2 separate regions of the Homo sapiens genome follow, and region 2 is linked to region 1. A link is a loop called in an ENCODE intact Hi-C map of the cell type or tissue named here. Cell type or tissue: CD4-positive, alpha-beta T cell. All regions are shown on one strand. Links, peaks and the distances in the headings refer to the core of each region. The heading gives the core; the rest is flanking DNA. Region 1 overlaps GNAQ (G protein subunit alpha q). Region 2 overlaps GNAQ (G protein subunit alpha q).

The links. A loop is a pair of places that touch in the nucleus more often than their neighbours do. Peaks named below come from ENCODE experiments on the same cell type or tissue, not always from the same donor. Only the 100,000 strongest peaks of a DNase experiment are listed, where the experiment ranks them.
Region 2: a loop joins it to region 1, with 2.0 times the contacts of the local background. A loop is called at or near these places in 7 of 110 quality-filtered maps.

What each region holds. Positions count from the first base shown.
Region 1 is chr9:77,969,590-77,984,938 of GRCh38, forward strand. The region is part of intron 1 of GNAQ (G protein subunit alpha q); the gene reads right to left. Among named protein-coding and RNA genes, the nearest start is that of GNAQ, 55 kb to the right of the region's middle. RefSeq lists an enhancer at 7,744-8,038. In CD4-positive, alpha-beta T cell, for the core only: CTCF peaks have their summits at 7,807 and 8,011; DNase peaks (open chromatin) are centred at 7,822 and 11,912; H3K27ac peaks cover 1,005 bases.
Region 2 is chr9:77,903,159-77,918,507 of GRCh38, forward strand. All of the region lies in intron 2 of GNAQ (G protein subunit alpha q), which reads right to left. It overlaps LOC107987081 (a long non-coding RNA gene), which reads right to left. Exons shown (of 2, transcript XR_001746758.3): 1 at 12,191-15,349; 2 at 1-12,068. Among named protein-coding and RNA genes, the nearest start is that of GNAQ, 120 kb to the right of the region's middle. In CD4-positive, alpha-beta T cell, for the core only: no CTCF peak of the experiment used is centred there; a DNase peak (open chromatin) is centred at 6,373; H3K27ac peaks cover 592 bases.

The DNA of each region.
Region 1 (15,349 bases), core at 4,519-12,518:
ATGAATTTTACTAATACACTAACAGTTTTAAATATCGCACAGCAAAATCTTCAGTAGTTTGAAGAGCACTGGAAAACAACCCAGCTTACTTTCTAGCCACATCAACAGTTCAACACTATGGATTTTCCAGGAAATTGGGGGCAGCTCTTTCTTTAAATATGTGAAGGCATCAAATTCATATATCCATCAGGCATGTAATGCATGCCTACTAAATGTAAGGCAAAAGGAGCAAAGTGTTGTCTTAATTTCAGGCATGCATTCCGTAGACACAGAGACCAGTACCCATTTCTCTAACTCACCACCAAATTCTTCATGAGCAACTTCATGAGCCAAAGATCTGAACCTTGTTACGAAAGTGATGGCTTATGCCTGTAATCCCAGCACTCTGGGAGGCAGAGGCGGGCAGATCACCTGAGGTCAGGAGTTTGATACCAGCCTCGTCAACATGGTGAAACGCTGTCTCTACCAAAAACACAAAAATTAGCCAGGTGCAGTGGTGCACGCCTGTAATCCCAGCTACTTGGGAGGCTGAGACAGAAGAATCGCTTGAACCCGGGAGATGGAGGTTGCAGTGAGCCCAGATTTATGCCACTCCACTCCAGCCTAGGCAACAGAGCAAGACTCCATCTCCACAAAAAAAAAAAAACAAACAAACAAACAAAAAAAACTGACTGAGTCACAAACTCCTCCTCTCTACTCTGCCCCGTGCTCCTGCTCAGTTCCACATTGCAAACCTGCATCACATCTGCCCTGGACACAAGTTTTCTTCCCAACTTGATTCAGTGTTATCAAAAAGTTACCAACGGCCCAACTGCACACACACATCAGGAAGAGAGGCACCTATGGCTTTTCAAAGGCAGTATGGTGGGCTATAATCAAAATCTGGGGTTGAAGGCAGGGGCAGTCCTCTTCCCATTCTGCCTATTCATCCTTAAAACATTAACTTTAAAAACATAGACTAAGATTTGAAGGGAGAAATAAAGATGTTCTTTGAAACCAATGAGAACAAAGACACAGCGTACCAGAATCTCTGGGACACATTTAATGCAGTGTGTAGAGGGAAATTTATAGCACTAAATGCCCACAAGAGAAAGCAGGAAAGATCTAAAATCAACACCGTAACATCACAATTAAAAGAACCATAGACTCAAGAGAAAACAAATTCAAAAGCTAGCAGAAGACAAGAAATAATTAAGATCAGAGCAGAACTGAAGGAGATACAGACATAAAAAACCTTTCAAAAAAAATCAATGAATCCAGGAGCTGGTTTTTTGAAAAGATCAACAAAATAGACCCCTAATAAAGAAGAAAAGAGAGAAGAACCAAATCGATGCAACAAAAAATGATAAAGGGGATATCACCACCGATCCCACAGAAATACAAACCACCATCAGAGAATACCATAAACCCCTCTACACAAATAAACTAGAAAGTCTAAAAGAAATGGATAAATTCCTGGATACACACACCCTCCCAAGACTAAACCAGGAAGAAGTTGAATCCCTGAATAGACCAATAACAGGTTCTGAAATTGAGGCAATAATTAATAGCATACCAACCAAAAAGAAGTCTAGGACCAGACGGATTCACAGCCGAATTCTACCAGAGGTACAAAGAGGAGCTGATACCATTCCTTCCGAAACTATTTCAATCAACAGAAAAAGAGGGAATCCACCCGAACTCATTTTATGAGGCCAGCATCATCCTGACACCAAAGCCTAGCAGAGACACAACAAAAAAAGAGAATTTTAGGCCAATATCCCTGATGAACATCGATGCAAAAATCCTCAATAAAATACTGGCAAACCAAATCCAGCAGCACATCAAAAAGCTTATCTACCACAATTAAGATGGCTTCATCCCTGGGATGCAAGGCTGGTTCAACATACGCAAATCAATAAACGTAATCCATCACATGAACAGAACCAACGACAAAAACCACATGATCGTCTCAATAGATGCAGAAAAGGCCTTCGACAAAATTCAACAGCATTTCATGCTAAAAACTCTCAATAAACTAGGTATCAATGGAACGTATCTCAAAATAATAAGAGCTATTTATGACAGACACACCGCCAATATCATACTGAATGGGCAAAAACTGGAAGCATTACCTTTGAAAACCGGCATAAGACAAGAATGCCCTCTCTCACCACTCCTATTCAATATAGTATTGGAAGTTCTGGCAAGGGCATGGAATGTTTTTCCATTTGTTTGTGTCCTCTCTTATTCCTGAGCAGTGGTTTGTAGTTCTCCTTGAAGAGGTCCTTCACATCCCTTGTAAGTTGTATGTTGTATTCCTAGGTATTTATTCTCTTAGTAGCAATTGTGAATGGGAGTTCACTCATGACTTGACTCTCTGTTTGTGTGTTATTGGTGTATAGGAATGCTTGTGATTTTTGCACACTGATTTTGTATCCTGAGACTTTGGTGAAGTTGCTTATCAGCTTAAGGAGATTTTGGGCTGAGATGATGGGGTTTTCTAAATGTACAATCGTGTCATCTGCAACAGGGTGACTATCATTGAATATTACAAGGAAAGTTCTAGCCAAAATAATAACAATTAAAATGAAAAAAAAATACTAGAAACAAAATCATTAGTATTTGGGGATGATATAATTGCTTTTCTTTAAAAAACCCAAGAGAAAAAACTATTATAGAATTAAGAAAGTTAAGAAATATTCTACAAATATTAATCGTGCACGCACCATGGCAAATCCTGAGGCAGGTACTAGGGACACAACAGTGAGTAAAAAGAGGGACCCAGGATGCACTGTAGAGTCTAACAGAGAATAAAATTAAAATATAAGTTTCTCATACTGTTTTTTTTTCCTTTGTTCACAAAACAAATGCAAGTAACATCGGTTCCATTTTCAGGCAATTCAGTAAATGGGCTTCATAAGCCCACTAATAAATGTGAAAAACCCAACAGCTTTTCCATAATAAGTAAGTACTAGTTACAAGATACAATTTAAGAAGTCTATTCACTACAACAATCAAAAACAAAATATAAAATAACTAGGAATAAATTTAACAGGAAACGTAGGACCCATATAAATAAAAGGACAAGATTTCATTTACTGGCCAGTTACGGTAGCTCACACCTGTAATCACAGCACTTTGGGAGGCCGAGGCGGGTGGATCGATCACCTGAGGAGTTCGAGACCAGCCTGGCCAACATGGGGAAACCCCATCTCTACTAAAAATACAAAAATTAGCCGGGCGTGGTGGTGGGCACCTGTAATCTCAGCTACTCAAGAGGTTGAGGCAGGAGAATTGCTGGAACCCGGGTGGTGGAGTTTGCAGTGAGCCGAGATCGTACCATTGTACTCCAGCCTGGGTGACAACAGCAAGACTCCATCTCAAAAAAAAAAAAAAAATTCCTTTACTTAAGTAAAAAGGAGAAGACATTTAAAAAAGAAAGGAAAAAAAAAAAAAAACAAGACATACCACATTACTGGACTTTAAGTATAAATTTTCCCAAAATCAATCTATATGTTTAGTGTGATCACATTCAAAACCAATGGGGTTTTTTTAGAGGTTAACAAATGATTCTAAATTTTATATGAAGAATAAATGTGTGGGAATGGCCAAAAATTATCCTTTAAGGAAAACATGAAATGAACTACTCCTAAACAGAACTCACGACATCAGCCCCACATCTTCAGACACAAGTAGGCTGAGCTACCTGGCTCTACTGCAAGGCTCCCCAGTCCTTGTCCCTGCATGTGCAGCAGTAAGGGCAGGGGCATATTTTTACACGCAGCTGGTGTATGCCCTCATTTCTGTGAACCACTCACTTCAGAACAACTCTCCCAAAAAAGCAGGTCTAACGTGTATGGAAAATGCTGTCAGCAGAAGGAGCAGAAATTCATTAGGAAGAGTTCACAACCACACTGAGATTCAAGTCAATTCTTTGAGGGAAACATAGAAATAGGAAGCAATGGCCGGGTGCAGTGGCTCACACCTGTAATCCCAGCACTTTGGGAGGCCAAAGCAGGCAGATCACTTGCAGTCAGGAGTTCAAGACCTGCCTGGCCAACATGATGAAACCCTGTCTCTACTAAAAATACAAAAATTAGCTGGGCATGGTGGCGTGTGCCTATGATCTTTAGCCACTTGGGAGCCTGAGGCAGGAGAATCGCTTGAATGTGGGAGGCACAGGCTGCAGTGAGCTGAGATTGTGCCACTGCACTCCAGCCTGGGCGACAGAGTGAGACTCAAAGTAGGGGGCAATGAAGTCATTTTCTGGGTCTTCATGTTCAATCTTAGAGATTTCCAGGAAATTTTTTTTAAAAAATTGAACAATTAACTAAAGTCCTTACTGGGTTATTATATAATAAGGTAAAACTTAATTTTCTCATATGGTGAATACTATATACTTAGATTCTTACAAAAACCTAGAAGTCAAAGCAATAATATTTAGCTGTTATATTTGCATCTCCTTTAATTTTTAATAATCTTTAAAATATAACTCATTCATCCAACCATTATATTCCTGAATTTCTTATGAAAATTCAGCACACACCAAGAATGAAAGGTTAAGCCTGTTTTGTAGGCACAAAGAAACTTTAAGACACTGAAGAACTCGCCATATATCAACAGAGCAAGTAAGCTGGAGCTGAGGCTGGGGCTGAGCTTTCAATTTCTGGGTCTGAAACAGGGACCCTCCAGATGCCCCCATCCATTCCACAGCCATGAGCTAATGAGGTCCAGGGCATTATAAAGTTATCCCCATGTACACAGTCAGCTGCATTCTGTTCTGAAACTACAGGCTGCATGTCCAATCCTGACCAGACAGCTGTCTTTAAAATTTTAATATACATTGCTCCAAGAGGGACTAATGATAGTAACTACCACATGCCATGCTTACTATGTGTGAGATACTGTTGTAAGGACTTTAAAGACACTCATGTAATCTTTGCAGCACTCCTTATGTACTAGGCACTAGTACAATCATACCCAATTTACAGATGATAAAACTGAGGCACAGAAAGGCCACCTAACATCTTGGAGGTCAGAGGGGAGGATAATGGCCTGCACTTTCAACACCCAGGATGCAAGGCTGCCTAGTGCTATAGCTGCTCACACAGATCTCCACCTCTCTGCATGCCCCAAGGCCAGCTGAGAAGACTCTCTGTAATGAAAAAATATGCAAAGGATGGCTCAACCTAACTACCCCACGTTCTAAGGTTTAATTAATACAAACTGCAAAGCATGACGGATTGCTGCTGTTCACCTTGCTCCTATAATGATTCATACAAAATACTCAGGTAAATCCTCATTTTACTTTGTTGCATAGCTTGAAATATTCTTGTACAGTGTTTGGAATGATTCAAACTATAAAATTCTACCTGCCAAATAATAAAGTGGATCACTGTGAAGTCTTAGTTTGGTATCAGCCCACTGTGACAACCCCTCAATGGATCGACTCAGCCTTGCTCAGATGGCCCTTGGTGCTCCCTGTCTTGTATTGTGTCTTTACCTAGTTAGCCAAAATACAAGTTCCCTACAGGGCCCATCCCCTAGAGCCTTGCAAAATCCTCTGTACATAAGTAACTCAACACTTTTTTGGTGACCCAGGATTAAGTGGGATAAAAAATTGTATTGCAGCAAACGAAAACATTTAAGTGCCGTAAATAAATCTTGGACAGTCACATTTAAATCATTCTGACAACTAAGCTCTCACTGCTAGCAATTCTCTAACTCACCACAGCCAACTTTTACAGAATGCTTACTGGGTACCAAGAACTGCAATAAGTGCTTTATTCAAACTGTACCAGCTAAGCCTCACAATGGTCCTTTGAGAGTGGTTGCTTTGTATTAATATAATTATCTTCATTATACAGATAAGGAAACAGGTTTAGAAAAATAGGGCAACTTACCCAAGGTCCCATTGCTAGTATCTCATTTCCCAAACTACACTTTTACTGTTATCAGCCCCCCCTTTTTTTTTTTTTTTTTTTTTTGAGACAAGGTCTCGCTCTCTCAGCAGGCTGGAGGGCAGTGGCGCGATCTCGGTTCACTGCAACCTCCTCCTCCCAGGTTCAAGCAATTCTTCTGCCTCAGCTTCCCGAGTAGTTGGGATTACACGCGCACACCACCATGCCCAGCTAATTTCTGTATTTTTAGTAGAGACGGGGTTTCACCATGTTGGCCAGGATGGTTGATCTCTTGACCTCATGATCCACCCGCCTCAGCCTCCCAAAGTGCTGGGATTACAGGCGTGAGCCACTGCGCTCAGCCCCGTTATCGGCCTTTTAATGGAGAGCAACAGGAAGAACAATCCTATAAAGCTCTCACTGCAATGAGAGTCATAGGATTCAGTGTGTTCTTTTGAAGACCCTTCTGAGAGCTGTCCTTCTGATCCTGGCATCGGGAAGAGCCATGTCACTGTTAAACAGTTTGTTTTAAAGATACTACAAGTGGTATAACTGATAAGGCTTCTATGTTATGCCAGTTGCTAGCAAGCTCCATGCCCAGTTTGAGGTTCACTGACATTATGTGTATCATTTCATTCTGATTCCATTTACTATCCTGCAGTTGTTTTAACTTTTTGTCTTCCACCTGCTTCTAATTTATATTAGTTTATATTTAACAAAAGCATCTTTAAATGCTTTTAGAAAAAGGTAGAACACAAAGTAAAGTGCCCAGTAAATGTTCAGCTCATTTTCAACAATCAAGGCTGAAGAACAACTGGGGTCAGGTGTTAAGAGTCCTAACCAGTGGTAAAAATTGGCAGCCAAAAACTATCCACTCAACAGGCTTGGTTTTTGTTTTTTGGTTTTTGGTTTTTTTTTGTTTTTGTTTTTGTTTTTTTTGAGACAGAGTCTCGCTCTGTTGCCCAGGCTGGAGTGCAATGGCACGATCTCAACTCAGTGCAACCTCCGCCTCCCAGGTTCAGGTGATTCTCCTGCCTCAGCCTCCCAAGTAGCTGGGATTACAGGCACGCGCTGCCACGCTGGCTAATTTTTGCATTTTTAGCAGAGATGGGGTTTCACCATATTGGTCAGGCTGGTCTCAAACTCCTGACCTCGTGATCCACCCACCTCAGCCTCCCAAAGTGCTGGGATTACAGGCGTGAGCCAACACGCCCGGCCCAGGCTTGTTTTTTAATTCTAGACAATAGTTTTAAGCTTTTCGATTAGTTGGCAACATTTAAAATCCAAGAGATTTCACATAAAAAGCAGATATTTTATTTACCTGGAAAAACTGGAAGCTCTGGCAAGCCTAAAAACCTGCTCTCCATACATGGCAACATTCAAAGCTGAACAACAGCTTCAATGAGCCATAAGGTTTTAGTTGGCCAGAGGTCCCACCCAGTGTCACTCATTTAAAACCACCTGCCTGAATCCCAAAGGCATATGACTTTGCAAGCATCAAGCACTAGACTATATTAACAGCAAATCAATTCCTGATAGAGAAATCTGCAGCTACAATTATTAGGCAGGATTTCACACCTGCTGGGAGAATCTCAGAGTACCCCTTTTTATCTCCTTTATCTTGAAAAATGGGATTATTTAGAAATTAGGCCTGAGAGAGGCAAAATGAGACACACTGGATAAAGGCAACTATTTATAAAGCCTCCTAAGGCAGAGCGCTTCCTTCAGCTATTGGCACTAACCCTCTAGTTAGCTCCTTCCCTGGCCCTTCTCCACACTCCATTCCCCACCCTAACCCCATCTCAGTACTACTGTCTCCACAACAACACAGATTAAGGCCAAAAGCAAAAATGGCAAAATCAAGTCCTCATTCTCCAAGGGCTCCTACCCCAAGACTTTCTTCCTTGACCGCCCACATGGAGGCGCCATGAACACAACTATCCACACTTCCCAAGGTCAAAACAAAATTGAGCTCCCTCTTGAAAAAAAAACAACAGCAGCTACCATTGTTCAACCCACAGGCATTCAGAGTGTTCATACAGCAAAGTCGAAATTTCCCCTTTCAGGAAGTTCCTGGGAGGAAGTCAGTGCCCTGAAGCTCAGCCACTCCTCAGACTAGAGAAAACAAAGGCAACGCAGACATGCACTCTCCAGAATGGCCATGGCATCCCAGAACAAGAAGCGGGGTTCTGCAACCCTGGAGCATTAGCCAGGGTGCTGGGCTTCCCCAGCAGCCCCTTATAGGAGGAACATTTTCACTTTGCAAGTCTGAAGAAGGCTAGTGGGGTTCTTTCCTTTATGTTTCTTCTATCTAAATACTTCTGCCATATTTTGATCAGGATCCAACCATGAAACCAGTTGAATACCTGAATGGGATCATGGGTGTAGTTATCTGTCACCTTGCCCCAACTTAACCCCCTTGTCCTGATTCTTTGGAAACCAGAACCCTCCACCAGTGGCAACAGCAGTCCCTGGTACCCTAGTAATAACAGTAATGTCATAGTATGCGTGGAAAATTATTCCTGACACTGTACATCTACAATTTGCTGAAATTCTTCCTTTTTCTTAAATTATATGAAAAGTAATACATGTGCAGGTAACTTTTCCTAAACAGAAGCATGGTAAAAAGTGGAAAGTAAGTGTCTCTGGGCCCATACTCCCCATTTCCACTCCCTTCCATTATTGCTTTTACAGTCCTTCTATGGTGATCAGCTTAACGAAATGACAGGCTTCTATCCCTGATGTGTCAACTTCAGACAGAATCTACTGACTTACCGCCTCCCCCGTATCTAACTCATTCACACTTACTTCACCTCTATTTTGTCTCTAGTTTTCTTGATTATACTATTTTTAGTCCTTCAATTGGTTAGCTCTGTTTCCTGTTTCAGCAGTATTACACAGTATTTCTCTACATCCCACCATGTAAAAGAAGAAAATGAGTACCAAGGTCCCTCTCCCTCCTGCCTCTTTTCCTGCCTTCTAGCCTCAGGCTTCTGTCTGCTCTTTCACTCCCTTTGCATTGCTAGATTTTAAAACCTTGATGATTGTTTTCTCTCTGTAGTTATAATTACATCTTTCCTGTCTTGTGTGGGGATTAACCAATAAACTATTTAGCTACATCCACAGCAGTATGATTGTGTAAATATTACCTCCCACAAAACCAACAGCAATGCTCAACTCCTAGAAAAGGAAATAGAACCCTTTATCAGTGAACCTGAGTCAAATGGGTTCTCTTTTCTTACACTCCACTAAATGTTCAAAACTATTATCACACTTTAGTTTGGTTTTTCACTTTTAAAAAAAATGGGCCAGGTACAGTGGCTCACGCCTATAATCCCAGCACTTTGGGAGGCGAGGCGAGTGGATCAATTGAGGTCAGTTCAAGACCAGCCTGGACAACATGGTAAAACCATGTCTCTACTAAAAACACAAAAATCAGCCGGGCGTGGTGGCACTGACCTGTAATCCCAGCTACTCAGGAGACTGAGTCACGAGAATCGCTTGAAACTGGGAGGCAGAGGTTGCCTCTGCCTAGATTGTGCCACTGTACTCCAGCCTGAGTGACAGAGTAAGACTCTGTCTCAGAAAAATAAAATAAAAATTCGGCTGGGTGGTGGCTCATGCCTGTAATTCCAGTGCTTTGGGAGGCCGAGGTGGGCAGATCACCTGAGGCCAGGAGTTCAAGACCAGCCTGGCCATCATGGTGAAACCCTGTCTCTACTAAAAATCCAAAAATTAACCAGGTACGGTGGCGGATGCCTATAATCCCAGTTACTCGGGACGCTGAGGCTGGAGAATTGCTTGAACACAGGAGGTAGAGGTTGCGGTGAGCCGAGATGGCGCCATTGCACTCCAGCCTGGGCAACAAGAGCGAGACTCTGTCTCAAAAAAAAAAAAATTAAATTAAATTAAATTAAAATTAAAATATATGAAAGAACTATTTGATATCTACCTGTCATGGCCAATATTTGTGTCCATGTTGTTCTTTTTTTCAATCAAAACTACACTCATATGACCTCAATACCAGCTGGAGTTCATCCCCTTCTAGTAGGGAAGTGCCCCTTACTAGGAAAGCACAAGGGAACAGTTAACGAGCTAAACAATTAAGCTAATAAAAAGAACCTCTGAGGTCCCAAAGCCCCAGGGTGCATGCCCAAGGGGGGGGAGACTGAACTCTCTGGAAGACTAAAAAATAGCCCCTTCTTTGATTACAATTCTGAACTGCATCTTATGATACTAAGATACTTTCACAAGCAACATGCAACATATATGCCTCACAATTAAGACGCTAGGTGAAAAGATGGCTTACTTAGCATGTTCAGTTTTTCTTTGTTCCCCCTATGTGTAGGTTTGCTACATGATTTGGCATCTTGGCTACCTGATTTTGGTTAATGTTTATTTGCTGAAAAACAACGTAAGACAAACAATAAAAAACACAGTCTCAAATTATGTACTTGGCCATGTTATGAGACAGAAAATAGGTCATAACATCTAGAAGAGAGAAAGCTGCCTGTTCCTAGAGACAAATTAATTTATGAAAATAGACAAAGTTACAAGAGAATCAATGCTGCACAACAGAAAGAGCAACGGCTGTGGGGTAACAGAATGCTGAGTTCAAATCCTGGATAAACTACGTTCTTTGTGGTGTGACCTCAAGCCTTGAAAGAGTTACTGAAGTTTTCTGAACCTTTGTTTCTTACCCTGTACAACAGGCACAATACCACCTCCTCTGCAGGGGTACTATGAAGGCAGACTGTGATGTGTATATAGCAAAAAGCATAGCCCCTGGTGCTCATAAACCAGTGCTGAGTAACACCAGATCTTGCATTTCAGTATCAAGTGTCTCTCGAATTAGCCACAGTAAGTGAGGACTGAGCATCAAGCTGTAGTACTTACTCAGGTCCTAAGAAAATATGAGGAGGAGAATGAGTATTATTATTCTTGTCATAAAACTAAAGAAAATATACAAAATGAAGATCTACAATGCTAGACGGAAATTTGGTCAAAGATCATGTTACTACAAAATTATTTTATAATTAAACTCTCTGGGATATTAAAAAATAGCCCCTTTTATTACAGTTCTGAACTGCACTTTATCATATCAAGATATTTTGAAAAGCAACATGCAACGTGCCTTATGCCTTACCATAGACAATTAAGAAGCAATTCCAAAAGATACCACTTTACTAGTTTAAAAAAAAAACACAATTCACAATTTATCCAAATTCAACAGTTCAGGAAAAAAGAAAGGCTTTGTATGTGAATCACTTGATAGGCTAGATTACAAAATCATGAATTCTAGAATTCTGGAAGATGAATACTCCCACACTTTGATACATATGTAAGAATCATGCATAGAAACATGATGTCACTAAAACAACTTCAAAACTGTGGCAGTATTTCAAGCTCCACCTCTCACAGTTCTATGAATTTTATTCTCTGGAATCTAAACAGGCTCTTCCTTCATTGCTTTCATCTGCTTAATCCATGCTATATCAGTGATTTAAACCTACAATGATTTCTATCTGAAAGGATATTGCCAGACTCCCACACACTTACAAAAATAGCTTCTATTAGAAAGTGAGTGGTGAGGTGTTAGATTCAGACCCCCCATTTAAATACACGGATTTTTCCACATTTATTTAATTACATTAGTATACAATATTATGTAAGCCTTTACTTTCATTATTTAATTGGCCTTTCCCTATCTCTCCATAAAGTCAATATTAAGCCTGCTTTGAATTTCTACTCACTGCCAATATTCTGCCATACATAGTATTTCCTTTAATCAATCAAGACAAAAAAAATAGTATTTAAAATGCTTTTAATCATCAAAAAAAGAGAGGAAAAAATATAATCAGTCCTTTTGTTTATGAAGGATACTTTCAACTGTTTAGGAAATTCATTTCTAAATATACCTTCTGAGCACTTCCTTTGCAAGAGGCTGTGCCCTACAGGCCATGTGAAGACGCTGAAGGCAAAGTCCAGTCATGCAGAAGGTGTGGAAGGCCACGGCACAGCAGGGCAAGTCAGAGCAAGGGAGGTGCATGCAGAGGCAAAAAATAACATTCACTGTGAATCAGGAAGTTCATAGCTGGCTGTGCACTCCCAGGCTGTATACTCTATTTTGCATGCAACCAAAAGTCCAGTAGGCTGAGGTGTCTTTAAAATACTTATCCCTTTTGACAACCTTATCTTAAATCTCCTTTCTCTCAAATTTCATGATTATTTCTCATGTCCCTAGCCTTAGGGAAAAGCTATTAGACATGTCTCAAGAACTCATTAACCAGGTGTTCTTCGCAGCTCCAGAACTCATCTTCCCATATAGAATAAAAACTAGAAAGCTTTTGCATTTTCACTCTGCTGCTCAATTTTACCTTGATTGGAATTCCCTATCACTTCCATATGGCTAGTTAACTGCCTAACCATCCATAAGAGTGATTACAAACTGTGGAATTATGAATTTAACAATTAACTGACTTGATAGATTTGAGGAGGGTGCTCTGTTCTGTGTTTAGGTTCCTGAGGTAGAAAAGTCTCTTGGTATCTGATTTAGGTTCCTACCTGGAAGCTGGGTCACATCAAGCCATCCCAGGCCAATGACTAGCCAACCTACTGCTAATTCTTAGCACAGAAAGATTATACAACCTATGACTACCATTACTGGTAAGCATTTCATACCCACTCATCATGTTTGTCTATGTGCTTATAGAAAGTCTTTTCATTTTTGGCAAAGCAGTATCACTATTCTCAGAGTTTTATAAAAAAGAAATGATTCTGGTCTTTGTAGGGAGGTGTGGGCTCAAATTCCACTCCTGCCACGCAGTTCAAAACAAATTAGAGAAACACTTGACCACTGATGTTGGCGAAGTAAAACAAAAATTTTTTTAATTGAATCCTCTTACTTAAGAATGGCAAGTTAAAGATCAGTCAATTATGGGAATAATGTTATAGGCTTCTGAAACCTCACAGAAATTTTCCACATGGAGAATCTCTTCTACACCTTTTCATGGGGTTATGAGAGAGACATATGACATGGGGGACGGGGAGACCACCATTCTATCTTAGAAGTATGATACAAACAAACATTAGCCTATTCTGAGAAGTAATGTGAACTCCCTGAAAAGCTTTTTCAGAAGTATTTACAGCACCTGAACATTTCAGGGGAATAAAAATGCCATCAAATATTCATTGCACAGTAGTGAAAGATGCATTCTCATTAATGAATCCTCTACCTGTATCGAACTGTTGATTCTATGTTTAAAAAAAAAAAAAAAAAAGTCAAAACCACAGGAAGGGGAACATCACACACCAGGGCCTGTCGTGGAGTGGGGAGAGGGGGGAGGGATAGTAATGGGAGATATACCTAATGTAAATGACGAGTTAATGGGTGCGGCACACACCAACATGGCACATGTATACATATGTAACAAAAATGCACGTTGTGCACATGTACACTAGAACTTAAAGTATAATAATAAAAAAATAAAAAAGTCAAAACCAGTATTAACAAGATAAAAACTTTTTTAGAAGAACCATAACAGAGAAAATACCTACATGGGTCTCTAACTGGCCCCTATATAATGTACCAATGCTTGAATTCATCAATTATTTACACTACCCAGAATTCTGCTGTACTGGGGTAGAAAGGGCTGAAGTAACTGTGGAAACACTGCCTACATAGAAACTGGCACTTTGTTTCTCACTTGCCAGCTAGTTCTATGCAACAGTATGAACTCGTGCATGGTGATAACATTTACATAGTATGTATCTGTGGAGTGCTGAGCATCAAAATCATGCTTTCATAGAAAGCAACTGCGTCATTTTAGGTAAGAGGGCTGACCTATTAGTAGCCAACTCTTGCTGCTAAAAATCTTCTAAAGGACTTGTGTGGATGTAGGTGTTTATTCCCTCCCAAATTCCTCCATGGGTAGCCTCAGTACCTCACCAACCTTTTGGTTCTCACCCTGCTGGGAGATGACTCCTCTGGGCCCCTCCCCTCTGGAACTGAGAGGACTGGTATGGCCTTGAGCCTCTTCGAAGAGCCATTTGCCTTATTCCTCATAGTTGGTGTATGTGTCTTTTACTTCTTTCTTTCAAGGTTGGTGTATTCCTTATTCCTCATAGTTGGTGTATGTTGCCTTTTGCCTCTTTCTTTCAAGGTTCCCCTTACTGTGGCACAGGGTTTGGCTGAGCAGCTCATTTTCTGGCATTTTATGGAAACACAGAAAAGTATCTATGCACTTAAAATCAGCATCACTAGCAGATCTAGTCTTGCCTTTGGCATCACCAGCAGGAGAATTTAGTGACTGAAATGACCACTGACTCTATTCCACTCTTTTAGTGGGGAGGACTCTTTCCTAGGAAGTCACGGTCAGAACTTGCTGTATCCTAAAGGAAGTCCACTCCAAGAGACAGGAAGATTTACCGAGATCCTACTGTGTGGGCATTTTGCTCAGAACTGAGGGATACAGAAATAAAAGATCTAACACGTTGTGCTTTTATTCAAAGACTCTCTCTCTCTCCTCAAAAGTCATCCTGGGTTTTTGCAGCATATGCAAGTAGAATTTTGGAGAGCAAAAAAAAAAAAAAAAAAAAAAAAAAATCACCTAGATGAAGTTGGTCATCTAGGCAGGTAGGGCACAAGCAGAAAGTTTTTGAATTTTAGTTGAAGTACGTAGATTTCTGGGATTTTTTTGCTTTTCTTTTTTTTTTTTTGAGACAGGGCCTCACTGTCACCCAGGCTGGAGTGCAGTGGCATGATCTCGGCTCACTGCAGCCTCGACCTCCTGGGCTCAAGTGATCCTCCCACCTTAGCCTCCTGAGTAGCTGAGACTACTGGCATGCACCACCACGTGGCTAATTTTTCGTATTCTTTGTAGAGATGGGGTCTTGCCATGTTGCCCAGGCTGGTCTCGAACTCCTGGACTCAAGCAATTCGGCCTCCCAAAGTGCTGGGATTACAGGCGTGAGCCACCACATCCAGCCTGAAGTACCTGTTTAACTGTGTTTATTCTTAACTGCCTTAGAGTTGATGAAATAGTTAACAAAGTCCTTGGAAAAGATAAGATTCCCAAAAGTATGAATTCGCATAATTTTTGGTTTCTGTAGAACTCTTACAAACAAGTAGCTCCTTATTGTCTTGAAATACCTTTTTAAAACATTCTCTTTTAAAAAATTCCCTTGGTATAACATTATATAACCAAAAACCTGCAGTTTTAAGAGAAGTATACCCAGGGATTCAGTGCAGGTGCTCTAACGCAGGGGTTCATTCCACATTTTGAGAAACTCTGCTTTACAATGCACAGAGCAGAGCCAGAGAGAGAAACTCCCTGATTCACTTATTATAACTGACAAAGGGACCAGGCTCCCGAGTGAAGAATGGAGCAATCCTCCAACATCTATTCAGGTATTTAAGAGGTGAGAGGAGAAAGCAGAGAATTACAAAATCAAAATGGACTACCATT
Region 2 (15,349 bases), core at 2,759-10,758, 68 kb before region 1:
GTACTTGTGGAGGAGAAGCAGACTAGATAAACAAGATTAAAGTTTGAGGAGCCCCAGATCCCACTCCATAAGTGGACTTGGTCACAGACTCAGGCTGCAAGGATGGACCTGAATGCCCAGCTGCCTGATGGAAGCTATTCCCTAGAGAAGGCAGCATGGGTGTTGGACGCTAGAGATGCCTCATCCTCACTTCATCCTCACTCTGCAACCTGAATTGTATTTCACCTCACAAAGCCTCAGTTTCCTTACTTATGCAAGGGAGAGGATAGAAGCAGGGACTGTAAGGAGGAAAATGGAAAATGTTTAAGTGTTTAAAGGAAGATCCTAGAACATCTCAGTGGGAACAGACAGCCCAGTAAGGGTGAGCTCTCACTAAATGATAATTCCCTTCCTTTCCCCAGGGGCTAAAGGTGACTCCTTCCAGGCAGGCTCTATCTGGTTGACAGGCAGGCAAGTGATTCTCCTGTGGGAAGCTGAGAGTAAAAAGGGTGAGAAGCAAAATAATTTCTGACACTAGCATTTCTAGTCCAAACCTTTCATTAAAGCACAAGTGTGTGTATGTATGTGTGTATATATACATATACACACACACACATATATATACACACCTTATTTTAAGTGGAGAGAAAAAAAATGCTCAAAAGTGAACTGCCAGTTTTCTAACTGCCACTCCAGGGCTGTGTGTGACTTCTGGGAGGTCACCTAAAACCCGTGCCTGTTTCCTCATACCTGACAGCCAGGCTACACATACCTTCCATATTTTAGGGAAACCCTAAAACAAAACACACAAAAAAATCTTGTGAAATCACTCTCAAAACAGGCAAAATGTAAATGCCCTTACAAGGATGTGATGGGATGCCTTTTGGAATTTCCATATCAACTTGGATAATTTGGCTTTCTGGCAAGCTGGATCAGACTTGCTGATCTTAGATAAAGCCCAGCCCTTTTGCCTGGTAGGCTGAACACTTGCTAGAGCAAGTGTGTGGAAGATTAATGATCTATCCTGCATCTACTTGGATGATAAGCTTGCTCTCTTGTACCACATTTTGGCATACTTACACTTTTAGTTTAGCAAAAAGCTGACTGTGGAAACTGTAAATAATCAATTTCTAGAACAAAAGAGATATGGGCAGTGGAGTTAACAGAAGTTCACACCGGCTTTTTTTTTTTTTTTTTTTTTTTTTTTTTTTGTGAGACAGAGTCTCGCTCTGTTGCCCAGGCTGGAGTGCAGTGGTACGATCTTGGCTCACTGCAAGCTCCACCTCCCGGGTTCACCCCATTCTCCTGCCTCAGCCTCCCGAGTAGCTGGGACTACAGGCGTCTACCACCACGCCTGGCTACTTTTTTATATTTTTAGTAGAGACAAGGTTTCACCATGTTGACCAGGATGGTCTCGATCTCCTGACCTCATGATCTGCCCGCCTCGGCCTCCCAAAGTGCTGGGATTACAGGTGTGAGTCACCGTGCCCGGCCCTGTTTATGTTTTAAGAATAAAGTTCACATAATAATTAGTGCTTAGGTAAAATAATTAGCAAGTCTTTTGGGTTGATCCAAATTAAAGCTGGTGTAGCCTAACATTCTTTTCAGTTTCTTTGACTCCAAAATGCTGAACCACATCAACATGTTTGAAAACGATGCAGCTATTATTTTTTGTATAAATTGGTCAGAACAATGCTTACAACAGCTAGATTCTATATGGGATCATTTTAAAGGAGACACACGAAGAAACACACACACACAGAGGAAGAAAATACAAAATATAATAAATTATACAAAAGTGAAATGGCAATAAGAAAATTTCTGGTTTGTCTGTAATAGTCTATTGTTCAACTAAAGAAAACTAATTCCTCCCTCCCAAAATGACTTTTTGTGATAAAAAAGTTTTCTCTGTGTTCAGAAGTTAAGAATGGCCCTAATTTCAAGTACTCATCCTCTATTACCAAGAAATAAAATTAAGTTAGATGTTAAGAAAGGCAAATCCAGAAGTTGCCCATTCATTGAATGTGGAACTTGGAACATCGCTGAGTTATCAGATATACTTAAAAGATTCATAACATTACCATTAATAGAAATTTTTACAATTATTAGTACTGCTATTATAGTAACAATTCCTGTTTTTACAACTACAAAACCACGCCTATGAGTATTACTATTGTTCTAATAATCTGATTAAAATCAGAGCTGGGCTACCTTTCTCAAAAGACAGTCTAAGGCTTACTGGATTAGAGTCTCTGGTGGCTGGGCTCAGGTGTCTGCATGGTAATTAAGCCCCCCAGGTGATTCCAAAGCTTATCACTGCTTCAGGCTTAGGGGAAATCTTTTCAGACTCTACAAAATGAAAGAATAAAATTTCAAAATTTCTCTTTTAAAGCATGCAGTGGGGCTGTAATATTTTACACTGTCAGAAAACTGCATGAGATAACTGCACAGGAACATGGGGCATAAACTTGCTTATTCTCACTTAAAAGTCGATCATACACTTGGAGATAATTCAACCTGAAGCCTTTAGCTGTCAATGCCATTAAATACTGCTTTCATATTCAGGAAAATTCTGTCCAAATGATTCTTGAAAGAGTCCTTCAGGATTGCCAGCACTTACGGAAACATTTGCTCTTCAACAAAACTTACTTTCTAAGCTGGAAGCCATCATCCTCAGCAAACTAACACAGGAACAGAAAACCAAGCACCGCATGTTCTCTCTCATAAGTAGGAGTTGAACAATGAGAACACATGGACACAGGAAGGGGAACATCACAAACTGGGAGCTGTCAGGGGGTGGGAGACAAGGGGAAGAAGAGCATTAGGACAAATACCTAATGCACATGGGGCTTAAAACCTAGATGACAGGTTGGTTGGTGCAGCAAACCACCATGGCACATGTATACCTATGTAACAAACCTGCACATTCTGCACATGTATCCCGGAACTTAAAGTTAAAAAAAAAATAATTTCTAAATAAAATAACCAATGCAACTGATACTACCTGACATGTAATTAGTATCTCCAGAACAACCTAAGATAACAGCCCCAGTTTAATGATTTGAAAATATCTTAATCTCTGGAATGAATATAGAGGAAATTTTACAGCCAAACGTTTATGAAATGAAGTACATCATCAGTATTCAAAAATGTAGATTAAAGTATCACTTTCACCAATTAGATTGGAAAGACCTAAAACACTAATAAAACTGAGTTGGTAACGACGTGGTAAAAACAGGCAAGTTCAGATGCCACACAGTAATCTGGTATGATCTTTCTGGATGGCAATTGAATAATCTTTATCAAAAGCCTCAAAAATGTGTGTATTTTCTGACCCAGCAATTCCATTGCTAGCAGTTTATCCTGCAAGGATGTTCATTATGGCACAAGTGAGAAAACAACTCAGAAAAAAGTACTTGTGATATATACTCGATTAAAAAAAATCACTATTTTGTATATAAGTCCATACTCTCTTACTTATTAACTGAAATCTCCAAATTTCCAAGAACTGAAAAGACTTTTTTTGTAATTAATTTATGGGAAATGTAACCTGCTGCAAAGCTATTTACAATCTTCATTTGTTCCACTAATTGCAAATATTAACATACTTTGCTGCTAAAATGTTAATGTATTTGATTACACAGTACAACTCCAAACCTCAATGGGGGTTTTCTCACATTATCTTTCTACAATCTAAGAAAACTGTCCCAAGAAGTTTTAGATGTGGGACAGTGAACCTACATTTGTATGTGCAAAGTTAAATCTCAGTATGTGAATATACCATAAAATCCAGTGGCTTTCTCACACAGTGAGATTACAAGTGATTTTTTCCTTCTTCTTTTGCTTTTCTATGTTATCTGAATTTTTACAATGAACATATTTATCTTTATATTTATAAAATGTTTTTCTATTTGAGAAAAAGAAAAAAGGATCTAGTATTTATAGAAACAAGCTTCTTAATTTCAAGTGTACAGCTATGTTCACATACCAGAGGTGTTTCATAATTCATGGGCAAGTTATTTTTCTGCTGCATAAGCTTTCCAATCACTTTCTTGATTTGTGACCAAGTTTTTCATAGAGTTGTGCATTTCATTATCCCAAGACTGCAGTGGTAATTAAGATGCCTTCCCTGGCTCCTAACAAAGATATCGCCATGGGAAATGGTCAGAAAATGGACAAACACCCAGCACTGCCAGATGCATCACTACATGCACCAACCCAGAACAGCAGGAAAGGAGGCAAAGAAAGGGAAATAAGGAAAGAAAGAAAGAATATATGAGCTTTCCTATAGAAACTCTGCCTTGACTGCACATTAAAGAACTAAATAATTTTGTTAAGTATCTTGCCTCTCCAATGAGACTGCAAGTCCCCATAAGCAAAGTACATGTCTTACACTTCCTCTGGCTCGAAGAGAAATGAAAAATACTTGGTGGCATTTTAAAAATTATTTAAGTCGATGTGAAGTGTGTGGATTAACAAAAAACATAAAGAACAAGTAAAAGGAGTGTACAGTCAAGAAGGAGAAATCAAATAGGTGGTATCAGAGTTAAAAGTTTAAAAGATCCATAATAATAGTGGTATCATGTAATCGGCTCTCTGATTAAATACTGACTCATTCATTCCATAGTATTTACTGAGCCTAACTGTGGGTCAGGCCCTTTGCTAGGTCCTGGGGACACGGCAGTAACTTTAGCTGGCTGAAGTGGTGGAAAGACAGCTGGAGTGGCCACAGGTAACTGCATTTACTCTTTTGCACAAGAAAATTAAATACATGTGTCCTAGGTGCCAAAGGTGTTTATGGAGTCAAGTATACGAGCTGCCTTTAGGGAATTAAGCCTAATTCTGGGTTGGGCTTAATCCAGCCCCATAAACTTAAAAATTGAGTTATTTGGGGCAGGTATTTTAAACATTTTTCATCTGTAGAATTAGAACACTACTACTTACCTCACATTTTGGAGCATATTAAATGAAAAAGGCCCAGAAGTGGTTGGCTAAAGTTATTTCTCTCCCTTTTTCTTCTGTCCCTTTGCCTCTTTCGTTATTCGACTATCTGCCTCCTTCCTTACCTTACAAACACCCTGCAGTCAAGGGAAAAAAGTTAAGACTCCTTTATCTCAGCAGTGACAGAAATCCATGAACCCCTTCAGAAGGGCCCCCACTTTCATTGACATTCTGATGCCTTAAATCCTACCAGAGGCCAGCCACTGCTCCCAAGAAACCACTGTTGCACCGGATCATGGAACCCAAGTCTCATTCTTGGATCATAGCCTCTTGTATGTCTTTAAACAATAAGCAATTTCTTCTCAAATACTGTGCACTTTCCCCAAACAGATATACATTTCTCCTGACCTAGCACTTTCTGGGAAGAATTCAACAACCATTTAGTAGACACTGACTATGTTGATGTTATTGTCCCAAAAGTTTTGCATCTATATATTGTCATTAATGCTCACACTAACCATACAAAGTGAATACTATTATCTCCTCACATTTCCGACAAGGCATAGCATGGAGAGTTTAAATAATTTGCTGAATGTCTCATGGCCAAAATCCTATTGAAGTATTTTCTGGGATCTTCTCTCCAAAAGGTAGCCTACTGGTGATTTCATATTGCCTCTGGTGGCAGAGAGTCAGTTACTTCCAAGAGGCCTTTACTTTGGGCTGCTTCAGCATCAGCTTGTGAGGAAAGCAGAATCTCAGGCCCACCCTGGATCTACTGAAATACAAATATGCATTTTAATGAGAGCCTCACATGATTTGTATACATATTCAAGTTCGAGAAGCAATACTCTAGAACACAAAATCAATGTTCTCAACCTCACATTCAGTTAGGAAGACCCAAAGCTGTCATCACTGGAATATGTGGCACTTCTGTGCATATGAGAATAATGTACCCACCTCTCCACTTTCTGTTTATAGAGTCTGGCAAAAAGAGAGTGCTGTAGAGAGAAAAAGGCACCCCTTCCTCTGGGCCACCATTCTCCTCCATGGCTGGCAAAAACTGCACAACACTGATACACGCCACCCACAAAGCATATGGTATTGATTATTTTATGCCAAGGATCAAGGTCAACTGAAAGGTGAATCTAAAAGTATTTTAATCCCCAACTTTAGTGAGGTACTTTGACTGCAGTGTTCCATTAATACAATCAAACAGCTACATGATCTCATCCTGTTGCCATCCACCAGCTGCCCAGTAGATAGTAAAATGGCTAGAAGACGGTCAAGAGAAGAAAGACTAGGCTAGTGCCTTAGAGAATGCACACACAATCACCTAATTAACTGAACTCTTACCACAGAAGCACTGTTTTTAAGGACGTTTCACCACCTCACAGGGAGGCCAATATCGACAACACTCAGTACAGTCTTCTTTTTAGTTCAAAACCGTTATACTTTTTACCACAAAGGAAGTGTGCACATTGACAGAAGCAGATAACCTACCAGCCAATCCAATACTACTGCTCATCTCAGCGGGGATATCACATTTCTTGATATATGCCAGTCCTTTCAGTTACATTTCAGTTTTAACAAATAACACAAGATAGTAAAAAAAAAAAAAACAACAACTGCATATGCATCTTACAAAGTGGTAGCAACAACTTAAAGGTATCTTCTTAACAAATTCACTTTAAGAAACATAAAATCAGGAAAATAAAGGTGGTAAAAGTATACATTTATACGGGAAAAGCCAAAATGAGTAACTGCAGCTATTAATGAAGAGCTTATTTTTTTCTCTCCTGAAAGGAAAAGTATCATAATATAACATGAAATGACACAAAAAGTCATTTTTTAAAGTGCATTTCTTGCTGATATTCATGTTTGGATATACATGCTTGTACTAATGAAAATCATGAGTAGGTTAACAACATACTATTTAAAAACATAATTGCATAGCAGGTGTAAGTAATTTAGGGCAAAACAATATAATAAAGAATAAGACTACAATTCCTGAGAAGCAACAAGTTTTTAGGTTTTGATACATGCTATTAAAATGAAGGAAACTATTGCTTTGCTAAATATTAAGTAAGCACTACCCTGATTTTCTACAATAGCAAAAACTAAGTGCATCACTGAGATGACTTCTCCAGTGGCGTAAAAATGAGAAGGAAATGCCCCAGCATTTCTCATATCCTCCCTCGACCTCCATTCAGGCATTCACTTTCCTTGGCTCCAACAAATATATTCTGCCTAACTGAAAATAGATGCATTGTTTTAAAATTAACAAGGGAAAACAATACATTACTTGGTTTAAAAGAACAAGGAAAGTATTCATCTGATGCTTTGCCAGGAGTTAACCAAGAACAGCCAAATGACCAGCTTCACAACTTCCTACTAAAATGCGTTAAACTATGCCACATGTGTTTTATATGGTGGCTGTCAATTCCTGGTCATTCTGCGCAGGTTTGTCTAAGCAGCTGAGAGCAGTTTAGAGACAGGCTGCTAAAGCAGAGTTCGCTCATGTGTTTGGACCAATCAGTAATGTTCCTTAGAGTGCTATTTTTTTTTTTTAATCAGCCATATCAGTTTCTGTTGACTACAACATAGGAGATACTTAGCAAACATTTGTTGAATGACTAAAGAACATCATCTCCATTTAACAATGGACAACACTTTCAACTTTTCCAGACTATGTAATTCTCAAAACACATTGTGAACTAGGCATTAGAATCACCACTATTTTAGAAATAAGAAAACTGGAATTCAGAGACATTAATTTGCTTAACACCACACAACAGTTTTGTCGTAGAGTATGTTTCAAACCAAGTTGTGTATGACTCCAGTAGTTGTGTTCTTGTGTGTATACCACACAGTACACAAAACCCATCACGGTCAACAAGTGTTCACTCGTTAATTCATTCAACAGAGTAGAACCATATGTCAAATACTGAACTAGGTTTAAGTAATTAAGGCCCAATCTCTGCCCTCAAGTGTTAATTTTCTTCCTTTCATCCAATTTTAAACGATTTGGATTAGCTAAAGATGAACTGAGCTGTGGCTGTGGAAGCTGTGCATGAGCTGAAGACAAGCTGAGCTAGGTTACTTTGAGATGAGATGAAAAACAATGCAGATAGGCCACCAAGCATAAGCTGGGGGAACATTATGCAAAGACAGTCACTGCATGTGTACAATTTAGAGATAATGCTGGACGTCCATCAGTTTTATTCCCACATACATATACAATGTAGTGTCCAAAGGTCATTGCTGGCATACATGAGTGTGTGTATACGTGTGTATGTGGATACATGTTTACAGTTGCACCTGTGCTTAATGCCCCTACTTTACCACAGTGAGCTGCTTCCCATTATCTGCATTAGGCACAAATGAGTAATAATTTTACATACCAGGATTAAAATACTATAGTTAATAAAAGGGCAAAATCAGCTTTCATTACCTTCTGACGTAACTTTAACTCTCATATTGAGCCACACGAATTGGTCTACTCCCAATAGCTTGAGATCATAAAACACAAAAAAAGAAAACCCAGGTAAGCCTTTTCAATCTAAATGCTACAGATGGTGAAGATAAGAAACTCGAAGGGATTCTGATGCAAAATCCGGTGCTGTAGAGCCATGTTGGCCCAAAAAGCGATTTGTGGAAGGGGAATTTGGTAGAACTCCATTGCACTCAGTGTCCAGCTCCAACTCTTGTTAGAGGAAATGCTTAAAGTGAGAAAGAACATCACTGAATAATAATGAAGCCACCATCACCCTTCATAAATAAGGACACTGATCTAAAAAAGAAAACCGTATTATCAAACTAGGAAAAATAAAAGTCCTTTTACTAAGCTATGCAGCTAACACAGTCTGGATAAGGAAATAAACCGAGGCCTCAAGAAAAAGGAAGATGTCTGCATTAGAGAGAACAATTAACACATTTGGATTAACCCTAGGAAATCTACCTGCCAGTTAAAAAAATGCTCTTCTTTAAAAGTACACAGGAATAAATTCAGCTCTTGTGCAATCCCAAAGAAGAAAAACAACACTGAGTGACTTCTACTGCTGCCCAATATTAAAACATTGCAAAGCTCAGTCATTAATAGAGCACAGCAGTGGCACAAAGATATACAAAATAGATCAATGGAACAGAATGGAGAGTCCCGAAACAAACTCAAACATATACATTCACTTGATTTGTGACAAAGGTGACACTGTATTGCTCTGGGTAAAGGATGGTCATTTCAATAAATGAATTGGGTTAATTAGATATCCAGATAAAAAACATAAAAACTTGGCCTTTACCTTATACCATACTCTATAATCCACCTGAAATGGATTTTAGATCTGAATGTAAAATGTAAAACAATAAAGAACTTCGAAGAAAATCCAGCAAATTATCTACATGACCTTAAGTAGGCAAAGATTACTTTAAAAGGACACAAAAAAGCAATTATTAGAAGGGGAAAAAATTATAAACTGGGCTATCTTACCATTGAGAACTTTCACTGAAAGAACCATTAAGAAAACAAAAAGCCACAAAATAGACATCTGTAAGCCATTTACTCAACAAAGATGTATGTCCTTAATATAAAAGGAACTCCTACAAAACAATGAGAAATCAGACAAGCCAATGGAAAAAGGGTAAAAAATTAATGTATTTTATAAGAGATAACCAAATAGCCAGTAAACATATAAAAAAGTGCTCAGGATGCTTAGTTATCAAAGAAATGCAAATTCAAACAACAATGTGATACCACTATCCAGCCATCAGAATAGCCAAATTAAAAAGACTACTGGGTGAGGTGGTACACCCCTGTAATCCCAGCTGTGGTGAAAGGACTGCTTGAGCCCAGGAGTTCTTGACCAGCCTGGGCAACATAGCTGAGACCCAGTCTCAAACACAAACCAAAACTAGTAATACCAGCCATGAGAATAACTAAAACAAAAAGAATACCAAATGCTGTTGTCAAGGATGTGGAGCAACTAGAACTCTTACAGCTTGTGGGAATGTAAACTGGTATGATCACTCTGGAAAACTCATTGGCAGTATCTACGTACTAAAACTGATTATATGCATACTTTCTGACTCAGGAATTCCAAATGCTAGATACATACTCCAAAGAAATGCAGACTTATGTTCACCAAAGACAGGTACAGGAATGTTTATATTTGCAGTATTTTTATCAGCCAGAAATGCCCAAATTTATAATAGGATATAATTATATATATATAATTATAACAAATTATAGCATATTTATAAAATAAAATGTCATACAACTGTACTGTCCAGTACAGTAGCTGCTGGTCACATGTAAATTTAAATGTAAATTAATAAAATTAAATGAAAGTAAAAATTGAGTTCCTCAGTTACACTAGGCACATTTCACAACTCAATAGTCACATGCAGCTAGTGGCGACTGTATTGGACAGAAGAGATAGAAAGCATTTTTATCACCACAGAAAGTTCTGTGAGGCACTGCTATTACATAGCAATGAGAATAAAGGAATTACAAGTTAACAACGTGGGTGAATTCCACAAACACAATGTTGAGTAAAATAAACCAGAGACAAAGGAATATATATTTTGTATGCCTTCATTCATACCAAGATCAAATACTAACAAAACTAATCTACGTTACCAGAAGTCAGGATAGTGGTCATCCTTCGGAACTTGGGAGTATTGACTGGAAGGGAGCATGAAGAATCTTCTGAGGTTATGGTTATATTGACCCAGATCAAAAAATCCAGATATACATGTATTGACAATGGAAAAACACACACGACTCAATACTGATGTTGTGTGCACTCTTCTGTATTTTTTTGAAATTTTTATTATCGAAAAAGAAAAAAATATCAGTCTCAGTCCACTGCTGAAGTCTTCCTTTGTTTCAGAACCCTCCTCTGATGAAAATGAACTTAGATGTACATCCTAGAAAGGCAATATGGCATGCCTTGGGATTACGAATTAACTTTAGCCAAGAAAACAAGGAATTTTAAATATCTCATATTCATCTGCTATTTTTACATGGCCGTCATGGGTATAAAATGAATAAAGAACTGCAAAGATAAAGGGAGGAGAAGAAAATGTGGCTAGGAAGTATCTGCAAGATATTAAAAGAGAAAAGAAATTATAGAAAGGGATTTTGAAAGTTGATATAGTTACCAGAGACTCCATGGTGATTCAACTCCCAAGAGTCCTGGAGAGAAGGGAGAAAGCAGTAAACCAATCTTAGAAAAAGAGGTGGCTGACTCATCAAATTGGCCATGAAAAGTCCATAGATTCCTTTAGACTATTAAAAAGCCAAGAGGCACAGTGGCTCATGCCTGTAATCCCAGCACTTTGGGAGGCCGAGGCGGGCGGACCACCTGAGGTTGGGAGTTTGAGATTTAGCCTGACCAACATGGAGAAACCTTGTCTCTATTAAAAAATACAAAAAATTAGACAGGCATGGTGGCGCATGCCTGTAATCCCAGCTACTTGGGAGGCTGAGGCAGGAGAATCGCTTGAACCCAGGAGGCGGAGGTTGCGGTGAGCCGAGATTGTGCCATTGCACTCCAGCCTGGACAACAAGAGCAAAACTCCGTCTCAAAACAAAAAAAAAAGATGAGAAAACTCTCAAAGATTTATAGAAGCAGGAGTAGAAAGTTTCCCTATGAAAAAGCATAGGCTGTTTTGGTACCCTGTGGCCAAGAATCCAATTAAAATCACTGTCACCCACAAAAACCTTCATCTGATATTTTACTTTTGAACACCAAAAAAAAAAAAAAAAAAAATCAACATAGATGTAATCATTACAATCACGTATGGGATTTAGATACAAAGAAAAAAATCTCTATTGGGCTGGAGACCATTATCAAAGCAAATCTGTTGTTTATTGTCTTTTTAAAAATTTTTCATAGGTGCTGTAGAATGGATAAAGTTCAAGAAAGGCAAAAGCTTCAAAATATAAGAAAATAATTTTAATAACAGCATCATCTCTTTTTTAGAGTTTCAGAATGAGAAAATCAACATGAAGAAAAACAGTGTTGAGAAGAATTTTAGAGGTTGTCTAGTACATTCCTAGCTTTATTTTAGCAAAAGTGCTTTAAAGAAATTCACATGTTAAAAATACATTCTATTTTGAACACAGCCAGATAAGGAGATTTCTGTACCTCTTTTAGTATCCCATTTCAATGACTGTCACTCTGAAGTGACTCTGAGGTTTTCCTTAAATACCTCCTAAATCTGGTCACATTGTTTGTTTTATTCTTTGTTTTATTCTTTATTTCTGTACCTCTTTTAGTATCCCATTTCAATGACTGTCACTCTGAAGTGACTCTGAGGTTTTCCTTAAATACCTCCTAAATCTGGTCACATTGTTTTTTTGTTTTATTCTTTAAAAAGATGGAAGGTTAGTAGTATTCATTCTCTACATAATGACAATTCCTCTTATAACTTCAAAACTTTCAAAAACCATTTATGAGACATTTTCACATACATTATCTATTTAACCCTTGAAATAATCCCATTACTATTTGTCACAGATGGAGAAATTCAAGGCTTAGAGAGTTAAAACAATTGAAGCTGGCGGGGGTGGGGGTGGTGTGGAAATGGGATAATCCCAAGCTTATTATATTCAATCCTTAGAGTCAAATTCAGCTAGCTACTTCGTATATAACTAAGTCACTAACCCCTTTACTTCTTTCCACTCCAGAATAAGAAATTTTATTTTAACAAAGACTTAGCAAACAGTAAAATCAGAGGGCTTGCTTCTATGGAGAATCCATGTGTCACTTTATTTTTCACGCTGTGTATTTTTGCAGTGAAGATGTGTAATTTGTAACACCATCATTCCCCTTCTTCCACCAACTGTACCCAGATTTCCCTCAGGGGCTGTCAATCATATTGTTGAGCCTTCCCCTGTCTAAAGACTTAGCACAGAATCCAGGCTGCTCCAAATCGGCACTTTTTCCCAGAAATCTGAATCTTAGGTGGGTGACAGAAGATTGGAAATGGCCAGAGTTCATCCATTTCACAGATGAGTTCTCTGAGCCTGCCCTAGTTTCTAAGAGGCCATCCTTCAGCTTCTACTCCCTTCTCCCAGTGAGTCCATTTTCAGATAAATTCATTTTCTGCTTAAGTTAGCCAGTGTTGGTTTCTGTTGCTTGCAAGCAGAGAACCTTGACTGATAGAGCTCTTCAGAGGGGTAGATAAGAATATGTATTTATTAATTCTGCCTCTATTATGTATTTATTATCTAGGTGGGAAATACTAAAATGAAATCAGCCTTTTGGCATTTTGTAAACTAAGAAAATTCACTCATGTTGCACAAAGTAGTAATGTTTTATTCCTTGATCAAGGGCAACAATAAGTTGGCAAGTTTTCCAGAATCCTGGCTACATTTTTCAGGAAAATGAAAAATGGCTTCTGGGACCTTGGATTATTCAGGAAGTACAGAAAATTCAGAAAGTGTCAAATGTGTTTAACGAGGTACTTTCCTGTGACAAGTTCTTTCTCAGAATTGCTTAGAGAGGACAAAAGGCACTGTAGCAATACATCCTCTCATAACCCCTCCATGCTAGGCGAAAGGGAAACACAGGTGTCAGGCCTCAAAACGCCTGGCTAGTTTGTCAGAGACAGCTGCAGCCAAGGTGCTAAATAAGCCCTGGTTATCAGGACTTTCAAGTCTAAAAGGAAAAACTGGTTTACAAAAAAAAAAAGGTGCAACTGTCCACTCAACATTGGCCCAAGGTGAGGCGGAGTTCTCTTAGACAACTGTCTTAAAATTCACTACATGAAGAAGCATTGTATCAGATTCTTTTCTCTTCCCAGGACTGGCAAAGAGAGCAATGGCCTATCAATACTTTGAAATTGCCACAATACCACCCTTATTTCACAGTTCATAGAGATTATAAGCCAACTATCAAAGGATACTATGATCCGCTATCTGGAGTAATTCACTCAATAAACAAAAGCTTCTACAACATGTCTGGCATGTTACGGAGGAGATAAAGAATTATAAAGGAAGAAGCTTGCTTACTGTAAGATAATTTTCAATCTGAGAAAATAAGGCAAACAAATATGAAATAACTAGTAACAGGCAACGCAGGAAGAACCCCAACTGCCAAGTTCAGACAGTAAAAAATCAAGGATTCCAAACCCTGAGATCCACTCCCTCAGCTGTAACTCAAAGACAGTTCCTTGGCCACATAAACACAGGCACTTTATATCCTTTCCTTTTTAATTAAGAGCTGATTTCAACACCAAAGCAAAGATCCATCAGAAAAGCACATCGGTATAAAGAGGGCGGAAGGAGGGTGGGGGGGAAGAAGGTAAGAAAAAATAACTACTGGGTACTAGGCTTAGTACCTGAGTGACAAAATAATCTGTACACCAAACCCCCATGACACGAGTTTACCTATAAACAAACCTGCACATGTGCCCCTGAACCTAAAGTAAAAGTTTTAAAATAATAAACTTAAAAAAAAAAGGAAGCCATAAAATAACAGGGATAAAAATTCTTTCTTTTGTAAACTAAGAAATGACACAGTTATCTCACAGTCAAATGCCCTTGCACCTAGTAGAGCCTTAAATATGGCTTTTGATTTGACCGAGTGACAAATACTTAATCCCTTTTTATCACTAGTTATCAATATTTGTGTTCAGGGAAAATGCAAAATAATATTTAGGAATAAACAAACCCTAGTTCACAGACTATTCAGAAGTCCTAAGACGTATGTCTTCTCTCACCTGGGCTGAGTCCAAGCAGCTCACCTATAAACAGTGCTTGTTTGGCAAAAAGTACAAGAACAGGACAACAGATACACACTCGGGGAAGAATTCATCTTTCTTTTGGTAAAATGTGCAATTACAAGCTCCTTACTAATTATGCAATCTGTTGACAAAGGGCATGCAATGTCACACCATTTGGTCCAGAGACTGTGAACTGGACTCCCCCTGACCACAGCACCCTCCGGCCAGCTAACCAGGCAGGACTCTCGGTTCAAGCAATAACAAGTAAGCAGGAGCAACAGAAACCTCAGTTACTCTGGGGTGGCATTCCAAAAGCCAGAATCAATTTCACAGCAAACAAAACTGAACACTTTCCCAGTTCAGAAGAGCTCATATAATGTACAGGCCATGTTTTGCTTTATAAAATACAGGAGCTCAAAAGCAAGTACAAAGTTATGCTGGACAATATTAGAAAGTATCTTTATTTATGCTACTATAGATTATGGCCAATGTGATGGTGGGTGCAGAGAAGCTTTACTAAAAACCAAATGGTTATGTTTTTAAGCCAAATTTCCAAAATAGTTATTTATTTTATATCTTTAGTGTCACAATAATATAAATCAGAATGTGATACCTCCATGTAACTGTTAATCAAATATACACCAAATTCTTTAGACTATTTATAAATTATAAAGTATATACCTTTGTAACCATAGAAAAC